Regions from separate parts of the Homo sapiens genome. Here region 1 is linked to region 2. Evidence: read pairs that join two places in POLR2A ChIA-PET (ENCODE). Cell type or tissue: endothelial cell of umbilical vein. All regions are shown on one strand. Links, peaks and the distances in the headings refer to the core of each region. The heading gives the core; the rest is flanking DNA. Region 1 overlaps CSNK1A1 (casein kinase 1 alpha 1). Region 2 overlaps DCTN4 (dynactin subunit 4).

Region 1 (10,683 bases), core at 3,478-7,477, 1.2 Mb after region 2:
AAATCTTAATCACTTAGCCACACTTTGATAAGTAATTTTAACCTGTTGAGTTTGTCAGTAAATCTTCACATCAGAGAAATTGGGGCCTTTGTTGGTGTGGAATATTGGTGAGTGCAAATAGCAGTAACGAGGATAAAAGATGACGAGATAGACATTGTTCTGTCAAATGGTTAACTTTACTTTGGAGGGTTTTAATGTTTTAACTTTTGGGATTAAAGATCCTCTTCATGGAATGGAGACTAAAATATAGTTTAAAGCCCAGCTATTTTCCAGCAATAATCTAAAATAACATTTGCAAAATTATTCAGAATAGGTAAGAATGGTACTTACTGTTTACTGGAGCCTCTTCTTTAAGACGGAGTTTTCGCTCTTGTGGTCCAGGCTGGAGTGCAATGAATGGCACGATCTTGGCTCACTGCAACCTCTGCCTCCCGGGTTCAAGTGATTCTCGTGCCTCAGCCTCCTGAGTAGCTGGGATTACAGGCGCCCGCCACCACGCCTAGCTAATTTTTGTATTTTAGTTTCACCACGTTGGCCAGGCTGGGCTCGAACTCCTGACCTCAGGTGATCTGCCTGCCTCGGCCTCCCAAAGTGCTGGGATTACAGGCATGAGCCACTGTGCCCGGCTTTTTTTTCTTTTGAAACGGAGCCTTACTCTGTTGCCCAGGCTAGAGTGCAGTGGCGCAACCTTGGCTAACTGCAGCCTCCGCCTCCCAGGTTCAAGTGATCCTCCTGCCTCAGCCTCCCAAGTAGCTGGAATTGCAGAGCTGCACTACTACGCCTGGCTAATTTTTGTATTTTTAGTAGAGCTGAGGTTTTGCCGTGTTGGCCAGGCTGGTCTCCACCTCCTGACCTCAGGTGATCCACCTGCCTCAGCCTCCCAAAGTGCTGGGATTATAGGCGTGAGCCACCGGGCCCAGCCTGTTAGCCCCTTTTTCTATTCCAGTTTGTATTTTTCATGTCTTGAATTAAGGACTGGGTTGCATAGTCTTTACATGGAAACAACTCAAATAAAACTGTCCTTAAAAAGAGTTCCAGCCAGGCGTGGTGGCTCACGCCTGTAATCCAAGCACTTTGGGAGGCCAAGGCAGGCAGGTTACTTTAAGTCAGGAGTTCAACACCAGCCTGGCCAACGTGGTGAAACCTCGTCTCTACTAAAAATACAAAAATTAGCTGAGCATGGTGGCACGTGCCTGTAATCCCAGCTACTCGGGAGGCTGAAGCAGGAGAATAGCTTGAACCCGGGAGTCGGAGGTTGCAGTAAGCTGAGATGGCGCCACTGCACTCCAGCCTGGTGACAGAGCGAGACGCCATCTCAAAAAAACACAAAAAAACACAACAAAAAAAAAAACAAAGTTCCAATGCTGATTTACAGTTTTAATGGAGAATTGAGTGATAAAATGTGCTATTGGTTGTAAATGAGCAAGTAAATCATTTGGAAGAAAGTTGCAAATTTATCTTATGAGGTGAAGATTAAATCTGAGATGATATAGATTTGAAGTTTTTAAATCATTCTTGCCTTTAAAAAAAAAACCTACTATGTGGGAAAATAAGGCCCCTCACCCCTGATTTGCTTTCCATTACTATAGTTTTTCCTAGAATTTCATATAAATGGAATCATACGATATGAGGTCATTTGTGTCTGGCACTTTTCACTTAACATAATGTTTTTGAGATTCATCTATGTTGGGAGATTTTATAAATTTCACAAATCAGGTTAAATTTAATGTATTTGAAATCAGTTTCAAAAAGCATTAAGCATTGTCATTTTTCAGTGCTAAACCCAAGTACAGTACATGTCCTTTTATCTGGTAGCTTTTATTTAAGACCTGATACAGACCCATAAGGGCAATGAGTAATGTACTGAATAAGCACATGAATAAATTAACTTCTGAGCAGAATTATAGTAATAGGTGCCTATTATAAGGTGGTGAGTGCAGAGAGAGTTATGGTAGTTATAAGCTGTCTGTGGGTGAGGCTAAACAGATTAACCTGACTTTCAAGTTAAGGCTTCCTGAGAGATGGGATTTCAGGATCTGGCTCTAAGGAAGAAAGCTTGGTGAACTGGTTTGGTAAGGCATCCAAGAATAGAGTGTGGCTTCTGGGTGTAGTCTCTAAAGGAGAACACAGTAATTGGATGAGAGTGTGGAAAGGGTAAATTTGCTTTAGGAGTGGTAGGGTCAGGTACATGGAAACAAAAGTGGTTCATTGGTTTTAAAGTGAAATGTAAAAAAAAAACTGTTTCCACTGAAGCAAAAAGGATAAAGATTTATGTAAACATTCTTTATTTGGGTAGCAGCATCTTCCCATCCCCCTCAGTTTGTTCCCCACTATTTCTGTATCACCTATACATGGTACATACTTAATAAATATTTACTCGGAAAGTATTGAATTAAGTTGACTATTTAGTGTTAGCTAGATAAAAGTTATGTGTTATCTATTGTTTTAGAAGTATTGTCACTAATTTAAAAAATTTAGATTTTGCTGCCTTTATCCTTCATATACAAATTTGTTCAATCCCTTCCCTATGTTTTCTGTTACAAAATTCCCTATAGGATTTGCTTTTTTTTTTTTTGACATGGAGTCTCACTCTGTTACCAGGCTGGAGTGCAGTGGTACAGTCTTGGCTCACTGCAGCCTCCACCTCCTGGGTTCAAGCAATTCTCCTGCCTTAGCCTCCTGAGTAGCTGGGACTACAGGCACGTGCTGCCACGCCCAGCTAATTTTTGTATTTTTAATAGAGATGGGGCTTTACCATTTTGGCCAGGATGGTCTCCATCTCTTGACCTCGTGATCTGCTCGCCTCGGCCTCTCAAAGTGCTTGGATTACAGGCATGAGCCACCGCACCCAGCCAGGATTTTCTTTAAGATACTTTGGTATATCTTACAACAGAGACTGAAAATTACCTGGCCTGCGTAGATGACCTGCTGAATCAGGTCCTTCCTGTGTAATTTGAGAGACCTATTGTTAAGAAGCATAGCATCCTGAGTAAAGAGCAAGGATAAGCCGGGCGCCATGGCTCACGCCTGTAATCCCAGCACTTTGGGAGGCCGAGGTGGGCAGATTGCCTGAGCCCAGGAGTTGGAGACCAGCCTGGGTAGTAGAGACAGGTGAAACCCTGTCTCTACTAAAATACAAAAAAAAAAAAAATTAGCCTGGTGTGGTGGCGTGCGCCTGTAGTGCCAGCTACTCAGGAGGCTGAGGCAGGAGAATTGCTTGAACATGGGAGGCGGAGGTTGCAGTGAGCCAAGATCGTGCCACTGCACTCCAGCCTGGGCGACAGAATGAGGCTCCGTATCAAAAAAAAAAAAGCAAGGATAAGAGAATGGCATCCATTTTCTTGATATTTTAAGAAATGAAGCTTCCGGTTCTAGGCACTTGGAGAGCCGCGGCTTAAGGTACAGACATGGCCAAGTCCACGAACCACACCACACACAACCAGTCCTGAAAATGGCACAGAAATGGTGGGCTCCAGGTTCCTGAGGAACATGCACTTTGCCAAGAAGCACAAGAAGGGCCTAAAGAAGATGCAGGCCAACAATGCCAAGGCAATGAGTGCACTTGCTGAGGCTAGCAGGGCCCTCGTAAAGCCCAAGGAGGTTAAGCCCAAGATCCCAAAGGGTGTCAGCTGCGAACTCGATTGACTTGCCTACATTGTCCACCCCAAGCTTGGGAAGTGTGCTTGTGTCCGCATTGCCAAGGGGCTCAGACTGTGTGGGCCAAAGGCCAAGGATCAACCAAGGCCCAGGCTGCAGCTCCAGCTTCAGTTCCAGCTCAGGCTCCTCCCAAAGGCTCTCAGGCCCCTACAAAGGCTTCGGAGTAGGTATCTCTGTCTGCCAACGTGAGGACAGAAGGACTGATGCAACCCCCCTGGGCTGCCGTCTTTATGGGGCTGGGGTCCTCCTGTGCTATTAGTACAAATAAACCTGAGGCAGGGGAAAAAAAAAGAAAGAAAATTCTTGGACCTTGTCAATTAATATGTGAGAGCTCACTTAAAATTACAGTTGACCCTTGAACAGTGCTGGGGTTAGGGGCACTGAACCCCAGCCCACTCCCACTGTGCCCCACAGTCAGGAATCCAAGTGTAACTTTTTTTTTTTTTTTGAGATGGAGTCTTGCTCTGTCACCCAGGCTGGAGTGCAATGGTGTGATCTTGGCTCACTGCAACCTCTGCCTCCCAGGTTCATGGGATTACAGGCGCGCCGCCACACCCAGCTAATTTTTGTATTTTTAGTAGAGACGGGGTTTCACAGTGATGGCCAGGCTAGTCTCAAACTCCTGACCTCAGATGATCCACCCACCTCGGCCCGCCAAAGTGCTGGGATTACAGGCATGGACCACTGCACCTGGCCCCAAGTATAACTTGACTCCCCAAAAGCTTAACTACTACTAGCCTACTGTTCACTGGAAGCTTCACCAATAACATGATTGGTCAATAACTATATATATATATATATATATATATATAAAGCTCTTTACCCTCATCATCCTCACTTTGGGCTGAGGAGGAAGAAGAGGGGTTGATCTTGTTTGGGTAGCAGAGGCAGAAAAAAACCTGTGTACAAGTGGACCTGTGCATTTCAAGCCCCTTTTGTTCAAGGGTCAGCTGTATTGAGTTTCTGTTAAAACCTTTTTTTGTGTGTTCCATTCTAAATTGAATTAAGTTCTCCAAAGGAACAATTTAAAAATTTTTTTAAATTTTTTTTATATAGATGGGCTCTTGCTATATTGCCCAGACTGGTCTTGCATTCCTGAGCTCAAGTACTTCTCCTGCCTCAGCCTCCCAAAGCGCTGGGATTATAGGCATCAGCCACCGTGCAATGACCCAAGAAACAACTATGACATACCGAAAAATTCTTTATCTAGATAGGTTTTGGAGGTTTGAGCTGTAGATCTGCCATGTGATATTGACTGGGTCATCTACAGTCAGTCAGTTCCTTAATGTGTGTAAGCCCATCTGTTTCCTCATTTAGAACATAAAAAAAGGATTGTTCTAATGGGAAGGAGAGTGCTGAATAGAAAGATTTAGGGCTGCCTACCCTTCTTTTGCCAGCTAAATACTCATTTCCATTTGCCTTTGCATACTGAGCTTTTGGGTAGGGTTTTGTTTGAACAAGGGTTCCCTACTTAAAAGTGTCACTGGCCTCATTGATCCTAAGGACTTTTAGTCCTGGAATTTTAAGACCTATTTTCAAAGGATAGTAGCTAGAAAAAAAGCATTCCAGCAGTTTGATATTGTGTCTACTACTTGCCTTCCTTTCTTGTTTTTCCTATTTTTCTTTCATCTTTTATTATTTTTATTTTTAGCGGCAGGTTCTTGCTCTGTCACCCGGGCGGAGTGCAGTGGCTATTCAGAAGTATGATAATAGCACACTACAGCCTCAAACTCCTGGACTCAAATGATCCTCCTGCCTCTTAGCCTCCTGAGTAGCTAGGACTGCAGATGAATACCACCTCTCCCAGCTGCCTAGTGTGTTTTAATCACTATTTTTGCCCTCTGTGTCTGAAGGTCAAATGTTTTAGAACGTATTTATAAAGCACTAGTTAATCCTTACTCTTCACTTTTAAAAGCAGCTTAATCTTATCTTTGGCACTGAGCATATATCCTGTGAATAACATAATGGCTGTTATCAGAGAATAAAGATGACGCTGCATTGGATATGTCTTCATTAAGATATATTACAGTGTCCATGCTTAGCTTGGACTAAAAAAAAAAAACCAGAAAAACGTACGTCACAGATCACGAGAAATGTGCTTTTTAACTTGAAGGGAAACTGAATTCATGGTATACTAGAGCTGCTTTATACTGGCTTATGAGATAATGTAATAATGCTAGGTAGCATTTTAAGCTGGACAAAATGTTAGAGATGTATATAGCCCTATTCCTACTAATACAAATTAGACTGTTGAATCTCAGGGGAGTTACTGGAGTGTCCTAACTTCCAGTTCTTCTGAGAATCATTATCACCCTTATGTCAAGGTCAAATCATGCCCTCTCACACACTCCACATCGTTTCATTTGATACTGGAGAGCCATCCTGTACTTCTTCACTTGTTGGCATTTTGCCTCATAGACAAGCTGAAGAGCTCTTACATAAATATAAGTAACCTATTTGTATTTAATTAGATGCTTACGATTCAGGGTGTTCTTATTCTCCCTTTTGAATCTGTGGATTGCAGGATAAAAACTTGCTGGAAATTATTAATTTGTGGCCAGGCGCAGTGGTTCACACCTGTAATCCCAGCACTTTGGGAGGCCAAGACGGGCGGATCACCTGAGGTCAGGAGTTCGAAACCAGGCTGGCCAACATGGTGAAACCCCATCTCTACTGAAATACAAAAATTAGCCAAGCATGGTGGTGTGTGCCTGTAGTCCCAGCTACTTGGGAGGCTGAGTCAGGAGAATTGCTTGAGCCCGGGAGGCAGAGGTTGCAGTGAGCTGAGATCATGCCACTGCACTCCAGCCTGGGTGACAGAGCGAGCCTCTGTCTCAAAAAAAAAAAAAAAAAAAAATATATATATATATATATATACATATATATATATATATATATATATATATATACATATATATATATATATATATATATATATATATATATATATATATATAAATTTGTATCTCATTTCGGAGTAAATGCTTGAACCCATGTAAAGTATGTGGGTTATTCCTTGGCTTTAGTCAGTGGTCCCCAGCCTTTTTGGCACCAGGGACAGGTTTCGTGGAAGACAGTTTTTCCACAGACTGGAGCAAGTAGGGGGTGGGGTGGGGGTGGGAATGATTTTGAGATGATTCAAGTGCATTACATTTATTGTGCACTTTATTTCTATTATTATTACATTGTAACATATAATGAAATAATTATACAACTCACCTTGATGTAGAATCAATGGGAGCCCTGGGCTTGCTTTCCTGCAACTACCTGCTTCCATCTGGGGGTCATGGGAGACAGTAACAGATCGTCAGGCATTAGATTCTCATAAGGAATGCACAACCTAGATCCCTCTGATGTGCAGTTCACAGCAGGGTTTGCGTTCCTATGAGAATCTAATTCTGTTGATCTGACAGGAGGCTGAGCTCAGGCGGTAATGCCAGCTTTGGGGAGTGGCTGTAAATACAGATGAAGCTTCACTTCGCTTCTATACTGGATACCGGTCAGTGGCCCAGGGATCAAGGATCCTTGGCTTTAGTCATTTCTGGACCTAGATCTTTTTTTTTTTTTTTTTTTTTTTTTGAGATGCAGTCTTTCTCTGTTGCCCAGGCTGGGATGCAATGGCGTGATCTTGACTCACTGCAACCTCCACTTCCCAGGTTCAAGTGATTCTCCTGCCTCAGCCTCCTGAGTAGCTAGGACTACAGGCATATACCACCATGCCTGGCTAATTTTTTTTAGTAGAGATGAGGTTTCACCATATTGGTCAGGCTGGTCTCGAACTCCTGACCTCAAGTGATCCACCTGCCTCGGCCTCCCAAAGTGCTGGGATTACAGGCGTGAGCCACCGCACCTGGCTAGATCATTTTGTTTTAAAGTATATTTAAGCTGTACCTAAAATATCATTAAGTCTTGGTTTTCTCATGATCTGTCACTGTTCACCAGGGATTTTTGCTGTCAAGAATGAGTGTCTTCATAACTTTCATCATTTAACTTGGTGTTCAGTGTATGCACACAGGTAAAATGATGCTTTATTGTGTTACTGTTTTTGTTTCTAATTTCAATCTCAGATGGCTCTTAAAATTTTGGTTGACTGGCCGGGTGTGGTAGCTCATGCCACACCTGTAATCCCAGCACTTTGGGAGGCCAAGGCGGGCGGATCACTTGAAATCAGGAGTTTGACACCAGCCTGGCCAACATGGTGAAATCCTGTCTCTACTAAAAATACAAAAATTAGCTGGCCATGGTGGCAGGTGCCTGCAATCCCAGCTACTCGGGAGGCTGAGACAGGAGAATTGCTTGATCCCAGGAGACGGAGGTTGCAGTGAGCTGAGATCACGCCACTGCACTCTGGCCTGGGTGACAGATGGAGACTCCATCTCAAAAAAAAAAAACAAAATTGGTTGACCAGTATTAACATAGCATAAACTAATGCATGTTTTAGTGGGATTTTTATTTTTAATTTTATTTTTTGAGATGCAGTCTTGCTCTGTTGCCCAGGCCAGAGTGCAGTGGCGCAATCTTGGCTCACTGCAACCTCCGCCTCCTGGGTTCAAGTGATTCTCCTTGCTCAGCCTCTGGAGTAGCTGGGACTACAGGTGCCCGCCACCATACCCGGCTAATTTTTTTTGTATTTTTGTAGAAATGGGGTTTCACCGTATTGGCCAGGCTGGTCTTGGACTCCTGACTTTGTGATCCGCCCATCTCGACCTCCCAAAGTGCTGGGATTACAGGTGTGAGCCACCATACCCTGCCGGATCAGTTTTGACAAATGCATATGTTGGTGTAACCTACATCTCTGTTGAGATAAGGACTATTTGATTTTTTTTTTGTATGCACACATTGCTCATCCTTGGTAAGTTCTATTCTGTGACAGTGTTAGTTTTATTTTATTTATTTATTTTTTAAGTCTGTCTTTTGGATTACAGCTAAGCCTTATTTTTCTCCCCAGTCCCCAGTTAAGCATTATTTTGGTGTTGGTTTTACTATAGATTAATAGTCTGTTTATCACCATGAGGTACATTATAGGATTTATCTGACAAAATTATCAGATGGTGGTTGTGTTGCAGGTGATGGTAGTAAATATGGTATTCAGTGATAATTGAGATCTTTACCTTGCTCTCCTTTGAAGAACTAAAATACTGCCTTTTTCTTGTCGGTGTGAGCAGTGGGGTATGTTATGGCCCTTTAATGGGGATTTTGGAAGTGCTACACAAAACGGTTTAGCTGAAGAGAGTACATTTCAATCCTCAACATAAAGGGAAATGGAAAGAGCATTGTATTATGAGTCAGGGTTCTGCCTGTGATGCCATCTAGATTTGAACCTATTAATAGAATGAATTCTATAATTTGTAAAGTCAGTTCTTACTTGTAAAAGGGTTTTCGAAAGCCCAACAAGGTCTTAAGGGTTTTTTAATGTGTAGTATATATTGATGGAATCAGTAGGACAAAAGATGCCTCTTGTTCTCTGATGTAATGATTTGTTCTAATTTTAAGGTATAATTGCCTTTTATTTATTTGTAATGTTGATAAGTACTTTTGAAATAAGGGAATAATTGGTTGAATTCAGTGTGGCTAAACATTCTTTTTTCCCTCTGCATGCAACAAAAAGAGTCCAATATTATCCAGGCATTGCATACGGTCTCATTTAATCATTACACCAATCTTGTAAGTTGGTGTTTCTTATAAAGTATGTGAGTCAAAGTGGTTAATTTGCCTAAAGTCACACAGCTGATGTGTGATTTGTACAGGTCCTACTGCATCTTTCAGCTCTACCAGTGGTTCTCAAATTTTGCTGCAAATGGAATCAAATGGCAAAGTTAAAAAAAAAAGACAACTAATCCCTAACTGCAAGTATTTTGATTTAATTAAATTGGGATATGACGTAGGTATCATGATTTTTAAAAGCTCCCCAGGTGATTCTGATATGTAACAATTAATAATTGTTATTAATCCCCAAAATATAGTATATTAATAATTAATAACAATAATTTTTGCTTTGCTACTCACCCCCATCAACCCCCATCTTTTCCTAGAATTACAACCTAATAAGGCTATACTCTTTTCTTTCTTTTTTTTTTTTTTAAGAGTTGGGTTCTTGCTCGGCCGCCTAGGCCTGGAGTATAGTGGCTCAATCATAGCTTACTGCAGCCTTGAACTCCTGGGCTCCAGTGATCCTCCTATCTCAGCCTTCTAAGTAGCTGAGACTACAGGCATACACCACCATACTTGGCTAATTTTTATTTTTATTTTTTAGAAATAGAGTCTCACTGTGTTGCTCAGGCTGTAAGGCTGTGTTCTTAATTTATATATTTCCTCTTAGAATTAATTCAGGAAATCCTGTAATAGGCATCATGATACTGGAAAGTACCAGAAAGTACATATAATCCCATGTAATCAAATGCTTTGATTTCTGGAAAGTGTCTAAAATCGATGTATGAAACCATTTACCTCTTCACATGTTTCAGATGCATTCCTACAATAATGCATTCTAGAAACTCCTTGAAGGAGAGAACTGTCTTACTCATAGAGGTATCTTGTGTTTCTTATTGTGCCAAGTACAATAATGAAATTCTACTTTTATTATATATCTATATACATTTAATTTTTTCTTTTTCTTTTTTTTTTTTTGAGACGGAGTTTCGCTCTTGTTGCCCAAGCTGGAGTGCAATGGCACAATCTCGGCTCACCGCAACATCCGCCTCCTGGGTTCAAGTGATCCTCCTGCCTCAGCCTCCTGAGTAGCTGGGATTACAGGCATGCGCCATCACACTCGGCTAATTTTGTATTTTTAGTAGAGACGGGGTTTCTCCTTGTTGGCCAGGCTGGTCTCGAACTCCTGGTCTCAAGTGATCCAGCTGCCTTGGCCTCCCAAAGTGCTGGGATTACAGATGTGAGCCGCTGTGCCCAGCCATTCACTGTTAGGTTGAGTTTGGTTTTGTGTTTGGCTGTTTGCCCTTGATTGAAATTATTACCACCAAGCTGTACTTACAGAAATCCTAGTGTTCCCATTTTTGAACCTCCATAATA
Region 2 (10,305 bases), core at 6,306-10,305:
GGAAATATATGTAAGACCATGAAGAAGAAAATAAAATTATCCCACCACCAGAGATAAACACCATTAGCATTTTGGCATTTGTCCTTCCAAATATTTCTCACCTCATTGGGATCATTCTATAAATACAGTTTTTTAGCCTTTTTCACTTGAATATATTTTCCCATGTTAATAAAGAAATTTTTAATTATATGATTTTAATGGTTGTGGACAGGATACAATACTCTGTCCCTAGAGATTGATCATCGGGTTTGTTCCCCACCCCCACCCCCTTGGAGGAATTAATAGATTTTACTCTCTCATATCTAATAACTGAAAAGAACCAAACCTTCCAGTAACTGGGGACTGTGACCATCAGAGAATTCAGTCTGTAGACTGAATGTTTTCAATGATTCGAACAGAGGATTTAATATAAATAATTGTTCACTTGTGTAACTTAAAAAGTGAAAAAGAACACTGAAGTAGCAATTTTATGCTACTTCATGGGCATAAAATTTCAAAGATAGCTATTTGATGAGCCAGCTACCACCCCTTAGGTGGAGGGAACAAAGGGAAATAGTTAGAATTATTAAAATTTAGAACTTAAACAAAGAGCTCCATGTAGCTGAAACTCAGGCCTCCAGTGAGCTGAAGGGGAACACTGCTTGCGTGGTCCTGGCATCTCGTGATGGCAAAGGAGGGGTGGCATGATTATACAAGAATTGGAAAACTTCAACTGCTTACTGCCACTTCCTCCTGGGTAAAGAAGCATTGCTGGGCCGGGCATGGTGGCTTACCCCTGTATTCTCAACACTTTGGGAGGCTGAGGCAGGAGGATTGCTTCACAGGAGTTTGAAACCAGCCTAGGAATAGAGTTAAGACTCCGTCTCTACAAAAAAATTTTAAAAATAGCCAGGTGTAGCAGCGCATGCTTGTAGTCCCAGCTACTCAGGATACCAGGGTGGGAGAATCAGTTGAGCCCGGTAGGCTGAGGCTGCAGTCAGCTGTGATTGTGACTGTACTCCAGCCTGGGCAACAGAGTGATACCCTGTCTCAAAAAAAAAAAGACATTTTTGGAGTGATGGCCACAGGGAACAGGGACCACAAGCAAACAGGAATCTCTAAAGGAAGAGCAAGACCCTTCCTCCTCCAGACTTCTAGTCTCCCTTTAGAGCCCGCTGCTGACAGAACCTGACAAAGAGCCATCCGATCCAGCAGATACAGTCCAAGCAGAATCCTGTGTCACAAAGCAAAATTGAGAGAGGTGCGCTTGGAGCTGAAAAATAATAGCTTAGTAAACTGGCACAGGGAACATTCACAGTCTTTGTTTTGTTTTTAGAGAAGGAGTCTCTGTCGCCCAGGCTGGAGTGCAATGGCGTGATCTCCTGCTCACTGCAACCTCCACCTCCCGAGTTCAAGCAGTTCTCCTGCCTCAGCCTCCTGAGGAGCTTGTATTACAGGCAAGCGCCACCACGCCTGGCCAATTTTTGTATTTTTAGTAGAGATGGGGTTTTGCCATGTTGCCCAGGCTGGTCTTGAACTCCTGACCTAAAGTGATCCACCCGACTTGGTCTCCCAAAGTGCTGGGATTACAGGCGTGAGCCACCATGCCTGGCCCATTTACGGTTTTTTGACAGAATGATCAAAAGCTTTCTCAACAAGATATTAGAGAGAAGAGATAACAAGGTGGGTTAGAAAAATAAAGTGAAGCCAGGTGTGGTGGCTGATGCCTGTAATCCCAGCACTTTGGGAGGCTGAGGCAGGCAGATCACTTGAGGTCAGGAGTTTGAGACCAGCCTGGCCAACATGGCGAAATCCTGTCTCTACTAAAAATACAAAAATTAGCCAGGCGTGGTGGCACGTGCCTGTAATCCCAGCTTCTTGGGAGGCTGAGATGGGAGAATCACTTGAACCCTAGGGGCGGGGGTTGCAGTGAACTCAGATCACGCCACTACACTCCAGCCTGGGCAACAGAGCCAGACTCCGTCTCAAAAAAAAAAAAAAAAGAAAAGAAAAGAAAAATAAAGTGAAGGCAAAGGTGAGATTAGTTTAGTGATACCAAACGTGGGTTAACTTCAGAAAGCACCAGGTCAAGTGTTGTTTTGTTTTGTTGTTCGATAGCATTCCAGACCCTAACCCCAGAGGATTTTTTTTAGCAGGTCTAGCTAGGGACCAGAAATCCAAATTTGTTTTGGAAAAGCTTCCCAGGTATCAGTGGTTGCCTGGGAAATTAAGGATAAAAAGAAAGACTGATGTTTTTCTTTTTACCATTTTAAACTGTTTGAATTATTTTTTACATGACTCATACAAATCAAAGGTCTGGTTAGTTACTGTAATACAAAATGTGCTGAGTTGTACAGTACAAAATGTGTTCTCTCAAATCCTTGCTTTATGTGGGTCCTCAAATTAATTAGGTACAGAAATTTGTTAAGCCAAGATATACTTCTGGAATGATTGTCTGAGATATCAGATTTCAGCCTGATTACATGATAGAGTAATTAAAAACTGAATTAATTATATTTTACATTATTAGATTTAATAGAACTTTCAGATTTCTGGAAACTAACACTGTATAAATATGTAAATATGTAATCCCAGTAACCTTTCTTAGAGTAACTGAATGTCATTTGGGTAGTAGACAAATTCTGTTTATTTCATTGCCCTTTTACTTTCAGAAACTAAGTTATTAAAGCACAAACTGTATGCACAAATGAGGGGAAATTGAAATGCAAACCTCAATGAAGAGACATTTTTGTGCTAAAATTCCTAATTACATAAGTTATTTACAAAAACATTCTTGATTTATGGTGTTCCAAAATTTCCCTTAAAGCACTGAGTTATTAAAACTTCCCACAGTATGGCCAGGCATGGTGGCTCATGCCTATAATCCCAGCACTTTGGGAGGCCAAGGCAGAAGGATCATTTGAGCTTAGGAGGTCAAGGCTACCATGAACTATGATCGTGCCACTGCTCTCCAGCCTGGGTAACAGAGCAAAACCTTGTCTCTAAAAAATAAAAATAAGGCCGGGTGCATTGGCTTATGCTTGTGATCCCAGCACTTTGGGAGGCTGAGGCGGGTGGATCACCTGAGATCAGGAGTTCGAGACCAGTCTGACCAATGTGGTGAAACCCCATCTCTACTAAAATTATAAAAATTAGCTGGGCGTGATGGTGTGCACCTGTAATCCCAGCTACTCAGGAGGCCGAGGCAGGAGAATCGCTGGAACCCAGGAGGCGGAGGTTGCGGTGAGCCAAGATTGCGCCACTGCACTCCAGCCTGGGTGACAGAGCGAGACTCCATCTCAAAAAAATAAATAAATAAATAACTTTCCACGGTATGAGTCTATGTTCTATAGAAATATTGCATTTGCACAGAGGTAAATGTAAAGGGATGTTTGCAGCACCATTGTTTATAATAGAGAAAAGTTGTCAGCAACCTCAGTATATGCCAATTATGGTAAACACATAATTGAATACTGTGCAACCATTACATAGATTGTAGATGATCTGTATATACCAGCGTCAAAAGGTGTTTGTGATAAACAGAGTTAAAAAAAAGCAAGTTATGGAATAGTGTGTACCATCTGTGTTGGTTAGAAAAGCAGAAAAGTATAAGCTCATAGAAAAATATATGGCCAACGTGTTGGCTTATGCCCGTAATCCCAGCACTTTTGGAGGCCAAGGCAAGCAGATCACCTGAGCCCTGGTGTTCGAGACCAGCCTGGGCAACGTGGCGAAACCCCATCTCCACCAAAAAATATACGTATTAATATATAAAGCTAGCCAGGTGTGGTGGTGCATGCCTGTAGTCCCAGCTACTCGGGAGGCTGAGATGGGAGAGTTACTTGAGCCCGTGAAACAGAGGTTGCAGTGACCCAAGGTGGAGCCATTGCACTCCAGCCTGGGCGACAGAGCGAGACTGTGTCTCAAAACAAAACAAAAAAATACTTGGTAGGTTAAGAACAAAGTGTTTATAGGTTTTCTGTGTGTGCTGAAGGAAAGAATAAGGTGAAAGACTTTTACTGTAAGTCTTAGTGGTTTGGCTGATTTTTTTATCTACCTAATACTTGCTTTTTTTTCTTTCCATAGCATTATAGCCTTCAGAAAGGCCAACAAAGTGGGTATTTTCATCAAAGTTACACCACAGCGTGAGGAGGGTGAAGTGACCGTGTGCTTCAAGATGAAGCATGATTTTAAAAACCTGGCAGCCCCCATTCGCCCCATTGAAGAAAGTGACCAGGGAACAGAAGTCATCTGGCTCACCCAGCATGTGGAACTTAGCTTGGGCCCACTTCTTCCTTAAAAGGTTCCACTGGAGGGCAGATCCCAAAGGACAGTATCACCGTAAACCTGCGTTAAAATGTGGAAGCTGCTGCTTCATTAGGCCTTGTTTATAACGATGTACCCATGCACTACGGAATTCTATTGCTAAGAAAGTGGGAGCATAGGCAAGGCATTGGGAACACAGGGTAGCTGCTGTTGCTCTTGCTCTCACCCCTGTTGACACCAGTAAGTCTGTGTCTCCCTCACTGAACCCTGCACGTTGAGTAACAGCAGCATAATTCCATCCTAGGAAAGGGGATGGGTGTTCCTTGGAATGGCATTGTATTTACCACCTGAGAAACTCTGTACTGTCTCTTGATCTGATCTCACTAAGGATCACAATGTCACAGATGAAACTTAAATGATAACCCAAAGGTAGACCTGCTGTTAATGATCCAGCATTGGTCACAATGTACCAACTGCTTTCTGCATTCCGTTAAATATCATCTAACAGTCTAAAACATATCCCTTCATTGCCATAATGGCTGCCATTTTGCCATAGATTTCCATATAACTGAAAAACTGAATTGTCACTTTATCTTTAGTATCATGATGATTGGAAAAACCTGTGAAGTTGTTAAGGCACTCTCATTTGCCCTCTTTTTCTAAGTGAATACAGGACACGTATTAGTTGTTCTTAATTTTTTTCCCAGTAAAATATGGATCTTTTAAGAAGAATTTGAGAAGCAAACAATTACATGTCATGTCAAGGGGGTAGCAGATTCCATTCGTTTTCAATATTGCCACAATACCCAGGGATTAATGCTGCCACAGGGGGGCAATCTTTATTTGTCTTACTTCCTACCCCTTCCCTGTTCTGCCTCTTTAACTCAGTTAAGTTGTTCTGTTTGGGACCTGGAAAAGAACCCAAAGAAAACCTGAGTGGACAGGTTCATTTCTGGAATGCAGAAAACATTTTAAAGGCTAGATTTTTAGAATATTCTCAACTAGCATTCTTTCCATTGATTTGAAGGGGAAATTAACTATTATAATCTCTTGAATCCAAAACTGGATATTAAGAACTTTCCCCCTTACTAAGTTTAAGACTTTTGTCATGTGGTGAGTCAAATAAGACCATTTTGATTGTAAACCATAAAATAGTTCAGCAAGTAGCCCACAGTTCTGGCCTAACAGCAGACTTGCTGTTTTCACTTGGTATCCTGGAGTTGGGTTGCTAACCTTAATTTCTATGATGTTTTCTAAAATGAAACTTGATAAAGTAGACCACCAGCTGCACCGTGTTTTCTGTAAAAGTATTGTTAGTAAGTGGCCAAGAGACTTGAGGAAAATACAGATTTTTTGTTTACCTTGGTCTTGTTTTAAGTCTTAAAAAATTAAAGATAACATTATAATGTAGAATACAGATGGGACATAGTCCTTGTAAGCTTCCCTTGAAAATGTTTTAAATATTTAGGAAGCTTTTAAAAGACACTAAATTGTACTCTAAAAGACACTAAATTGTACTAATTGTACAAAGGTCAAGCCAATTTTATGAAACAGTCCTACAGAGTAATATATGTGATGCAGTGTAAGAAGGAAAATACTCATCTCTAACATTATGGTAATAACATTTAGCCTCTTAGGAGTTGGAGCAGGGGGATGGGTAATTACAGATTTGCAGACTATAGAAAGAGTTTCATTTTTTTGTGACCCCACAGAGTCTCAAATTTTTATTTCACTACCTGCTAGAGCCTACTGTGAAATCACTGCTCCATATTTGCCAGTGGAGGAAATGGGCATAGAGTAGAGAATAGCTTCATATGTTTACACGTTTGCATAGACTACACACATGTCATGCGTTTATGGCAGGTAGCTGGTATTTATTCCCCAAAGTAATAATGTTGAAGTATGGGTCTCATCATTCCCATACACAGAAACACAAAACACTTTGATCATAAACTTTTTTCTTCAGAAGCCAAACTAACTTGCAGAATAATAGAGCCACTGGTTTAATGTTTCCTCAAGATAGGTTTTAGTGTAAGCTAGTATTCTGTGTGTTCGTAGAAATGATTCAATACCTGCAGCTGGTGAATTAGGAATTGTATTTGTTGCCTTTTTTATATTAGATGAGGTGCAAAAATTTTAATGCTAGTCAGTATGCACCACCACAGGAAAGTTAGATCCCATTAGCACTTGAAACTACAGCTTTGGAAACTTAGGCTAAGTTAATTTGGATTTGTTACTTGATTCACCTACTGACCTTTTCTTTTGTTTGAAGTGCTTATCAGCATAATGAGCTAAGTGTCATGCATATTTGTGAAGAAACACCCTTTTTGGTCCCTTTTGGGACAGAGAGGTACTCCTTGATCTTTATGAATGACAGGTTACTGTTTTGCCTTATTGCTTAACTTAATGTAGTGAAATAAAGCAGACAAAGCTTGAGCGTGTCTTTTGTTTGCTCTCATGTAGATACTAAGTAGCATGGCTCAGAGCCAAAAGACAAGCGTGAAGTTAAGAGAGTTGGCTAAGAGAGTTGGTGGGGCATGCTCCCTTCCATTCCTTAAATGAAGTAATCTAAAATCTCTTAGCAGGTTAGTTCACCATAATATATAAGTAGATGTTGCTTTGAGCTTCTTATATACATATTCACAGAACCATTATATAAATGTTGTTAGACCTCTACCAGTTTTTATCCTGGGTCATTGCTTCTAAAGATATCCTTTACAATATACACAGTGGTCTGACTCCACCAGTGGCCACTCATCACCTTCATCTGTACCTTCATAACTGTTCCTTCCCTCCTCTTACTTAGATGAATTATTCATACTCTTCCTGTTGGAACCCAGCCCCACCTCTTAACACTGAAGCTCATCCTCTTACCTATTCACAGATAGCATCGGCAGCTCCCTCCTTCCCTTTTCCATTAGCATGTGATTTCTCTCATCTTAAAAAAGAAATTGGCCTCACTCTCCTCTTCAGCTGCCACTCCATTTCTCCACTCCCTGTACAGCAAAACTCCTCTAACTCTGACTGGGCATGATCGCTCACACCTGTAATCCCAGCGCTTTAGGAGGCCGAGGTGAGAGGATGATTTGAGGCCAGGAGTTTGAGACAAGACTGGAAAACCTAACAAGACCTTGTCTCTGTTTAAGTAAAAGTTTTTTAAAAAACAAAAATGGCCAGGTGCGGTGGCTCACACCTGTAATCCCAGCACTTTGGGAGGCTGAGGCGGGCAGATCACGAGGTCAGGAGATCGAGACCATCCTGGCTAACAAGGTGAAATCCCGTCTCTACTAAAAATAATAAAAAAAATTAGCCGGGCCTGGTGGCAGGTGCCTGTAGTCCCAGCTACTCTCGAGGCTGAGGCAGGAGAATGGCGTGAACCTGGGAGGCGGAGCTTGCAGTGAGCCAAGATCACGCCACGGCACTCCAGCCTGGGCAGCAGAGCGAGACTCCGTCTCAAGGGAAAAAAAAAAAAAAAAACCCTAATTCAACCTTCCAGTTCCTCCATTCTCACCTGAACCCATTCCAGTTAGACTCTCACCGCCACCACTTGGTCGAAACTGCTCTTGTCAAGGTCACCAGCAATCACCACACTTAAATACAGGGTCAGTTCTCAGTCCTTAACTATGCAATTTTTCAGTAGATCTGACAGTTTATCTCTCCCTTCTTGAAAGGCTTTGCTTGGTTTCCAGAACACAACACTCCTGGTTTTGAGGCAGAGCAGGGACCCCCTTTTAGGAGGCTTGTGGGCCCCTCCATGCATGGAAATAAAGGGAAATCTTGAGTTCCTTCAAGGGAATTCTAGGCACCTAGCTAGCCCAAAGAAGTTAATGAGCAACCTGATAAGCAAGAAGTAGCTGAACACAATAGCCAAGGAAGTCAGAGTGAGATGTTTTGTTCCCTATAGAAACTAAGGGTAACATACATGTCCCCAACTTTTCAGAAACCTGAACTCTCACCAGCTTTAAACCTCAGATAAGGGGAAACTGAGAACTGAACTCTGACCACTGTTCATTGTTCTAAGTTGCTTCCTGAGGGGCCTGGAGGAAGTCATGTCCACCGGCCAGAGCTAACATTCTTTTCTGTGGATCCCAAGTTTAGACAGCTTCACCGCCTTAATCATAAATCAAAAAATCTTTGAAACCACCTATGACCTTTGAGTCCACCCCCATCCCAGCTTTGAGATGTCCCACCTTTTTAGGTCAAACCAATGTATAGCCTCTATGTATTGATTTATGACTTTGCCTGTAACCTCTCTTTCCCTGCCTTTAAAAACCCGTAGCTTTAAGCCATCTGGGAGTTCGGGTCTTAAGCATGATCTGTGCAATTCTCCTTGCATGGTGCCCTGCAATAAAATGCCTCACTTTCTCTTGCTACTAGCCTGATGTCAATGGCTTTGTGGCACTGGGTGAGCAGACCCCAGTTTAATTCAGTAACAATTTTCTGTCTACCCTGCTAGAAAGTTTCCTTCCGTATTCTTTGCTAGTTCTTTCCCATCTTCCCAACCTTGCAGTATACCAAATCTCATTTCTCACACTTCTTTCCTCTTTACACTCATTTAATGAACTTGCCCAGTTTTGGGGGGCAAGAATGCCGAGAAAAGATCTATTCCTAAGGCCCACACAGGGCCTGCTGAGGACTGAGGCTGAATTGAATTAGAACAACAGAGAACCCCTTTACTTCTACCCCGCTACCAGCCTACCAAGCAGCTAGTAACAAGCATCCATTTCTAGGGGATGGGCAAAGGCCTAGAAAGTTAGTCACCACTGTGCAGGTAGGCAGGACAGCTGTAAGCTGAGGATGAAGCATGAACACTTGAGTTCTTCAGCCCCAACCTACAGTATAGAATAATGCTAGAGTAGGTGAAATCTGTGGTACATTGAAAGCAACCATAGCAATAAAACCCAAGCCCAGGTCAGGTGCGGTGGCTCAAGCCTGTAATCTCAGCACTTTGGGAGGCTGAGGCAGGTGGATCACCTGAGGTCAGGAGTTTGAGACCAGCCTGACCAACATGGAGAAACCCCATGTCTACTAAAAATATAAAATTAGTCGGGTGTGGTGTTGCATGCCTGTAATCCCAGCTACTCAGGAGGCTGAAGCTGGAGAATCGCTTGAACCCAGGAGCTGGAGGTTGTGGTGAGCCAAGATCGCACTATTGCACTCCAGTGTAGGCAACAAAAGCAAAACTCCATCTCAAAAACAAAAACAAAAAACAAAAAAAAAACCCAAGCCCCGCTTGATTCCTAACCAGATTGACCAAACCCCATGCAGACGGTCTAACAGAACACACTTGCCCATTTCCGAGCATTAATATGATTTACCTCATTCTCTTCTGTTATATAAGCAATGACTTGGCCGGGCACGGTGGCTCACGCCTGTAATCCCAGCACGTTGGGAGGCCAAAGCAGGCAGATCACTTGAAGCCAAGAGTTCAAGACCAGCCTGGCCAACATGGTGAAACCCCACCTCTACTTAAAGTACAAAAATTAGCCAGGTGTAGTGGTGCAGGCCTGTCGTCCCAGCTACTCAAACCCAGATGTTTGAACTAATGGACAGAGACTTTAACATGTTGTTGGGGCTCAGAAAATGATACCCCAAATTAAGGCTCTGAAGCAGCCTCAGAAGCAAAAGTTTCTCTCTGACCTTCTGCCTTCCTGTCTCTGGCCCTTCATTCTTCCCCAAGCCTAGCCACAGACACTGAATCCCTTTTCCTCAAGGTGGGTCATAGAGAGAACCCCTTTTCCCCAAAGCCAGCCATAAAATGTAAAATACTACTCTAGGCCGGGCGCGGTGGCTCACACCTGTAATCCCAGCACTTTGGGAGGCAGAGGCAGGTGGATCACAAAGTCAGGAGTTCGAGACCAGCCTGACCAACATGATGAAACCCTGTCTCTACTGAAAATACAAAAATTAGCCAGGCATGGTGGTGCGTGCCTGTAATCCCCGCTACTCAGGAGGCTGAGGCAGGAGAATTACTTGAACTTGGGAGGTGGAGGTTGCAGTGAGCCGAGATCGCACCATTGCACTCCAGCCTGGGCGACAGAGCAAGACTCTGTCTCAAAA

What was found. Peaks named below come from ENCODE experiments on the same cell type or tissue, not always from the same donor. Only the 100,000 strongest peaks of a DNase experiment are listed, where the experiment ranks them.
Region 1: POLR2A ChIA-PET joins it to region 2 with 8 read pairs; 3 of 35 experiments call an interaction of 5 or more read pairs at or near these places.

The regions. Positions count from the first base shown.
Region 1 is chr5:149,538,524-149,549,206 of GRCh38, reverse strand. The region is part of intron 2 of CSNK1A1 (casein kinase 1 alpha 1); the gene reads left to right. It also overlaps the pseudogene RPL29P14. Among named protein-coding and RNA genes, the nearest start is that of CSNK1A1, 7.6 kb to the left of the region's middle. RefSeq lists enhancers at 640-1,175, 3,405-4,314 and a silencer at 8,031-8,234. In endothelial cell of umbilical vein, for the core only: no CTCF peak of the experiment used is centred there; DNase peaks (open chromatin) are centred at 4,996 and 5,576; H3K27ac peaks cover 1,180 bases.
Region 2 is chr5:150,705,123-150,715,427 of GRCh38, reverse strand. DCTN4 (dynactin subunit 4) reads left to right here. Exons shown (of 13, transcript NM_016221.4): 13 at 4,066-6,988. The coding sequence ends at 4,279. Among named protein-coding and RNA genes, the nearest start is that of RBM22, 9.2 kb to the right of the region's middle. In endothelial cell of umbilical vein, for the core only: no CTCF peak of the experiment used is centred there; a DNase peak (open chromatin) is centred at 8,247.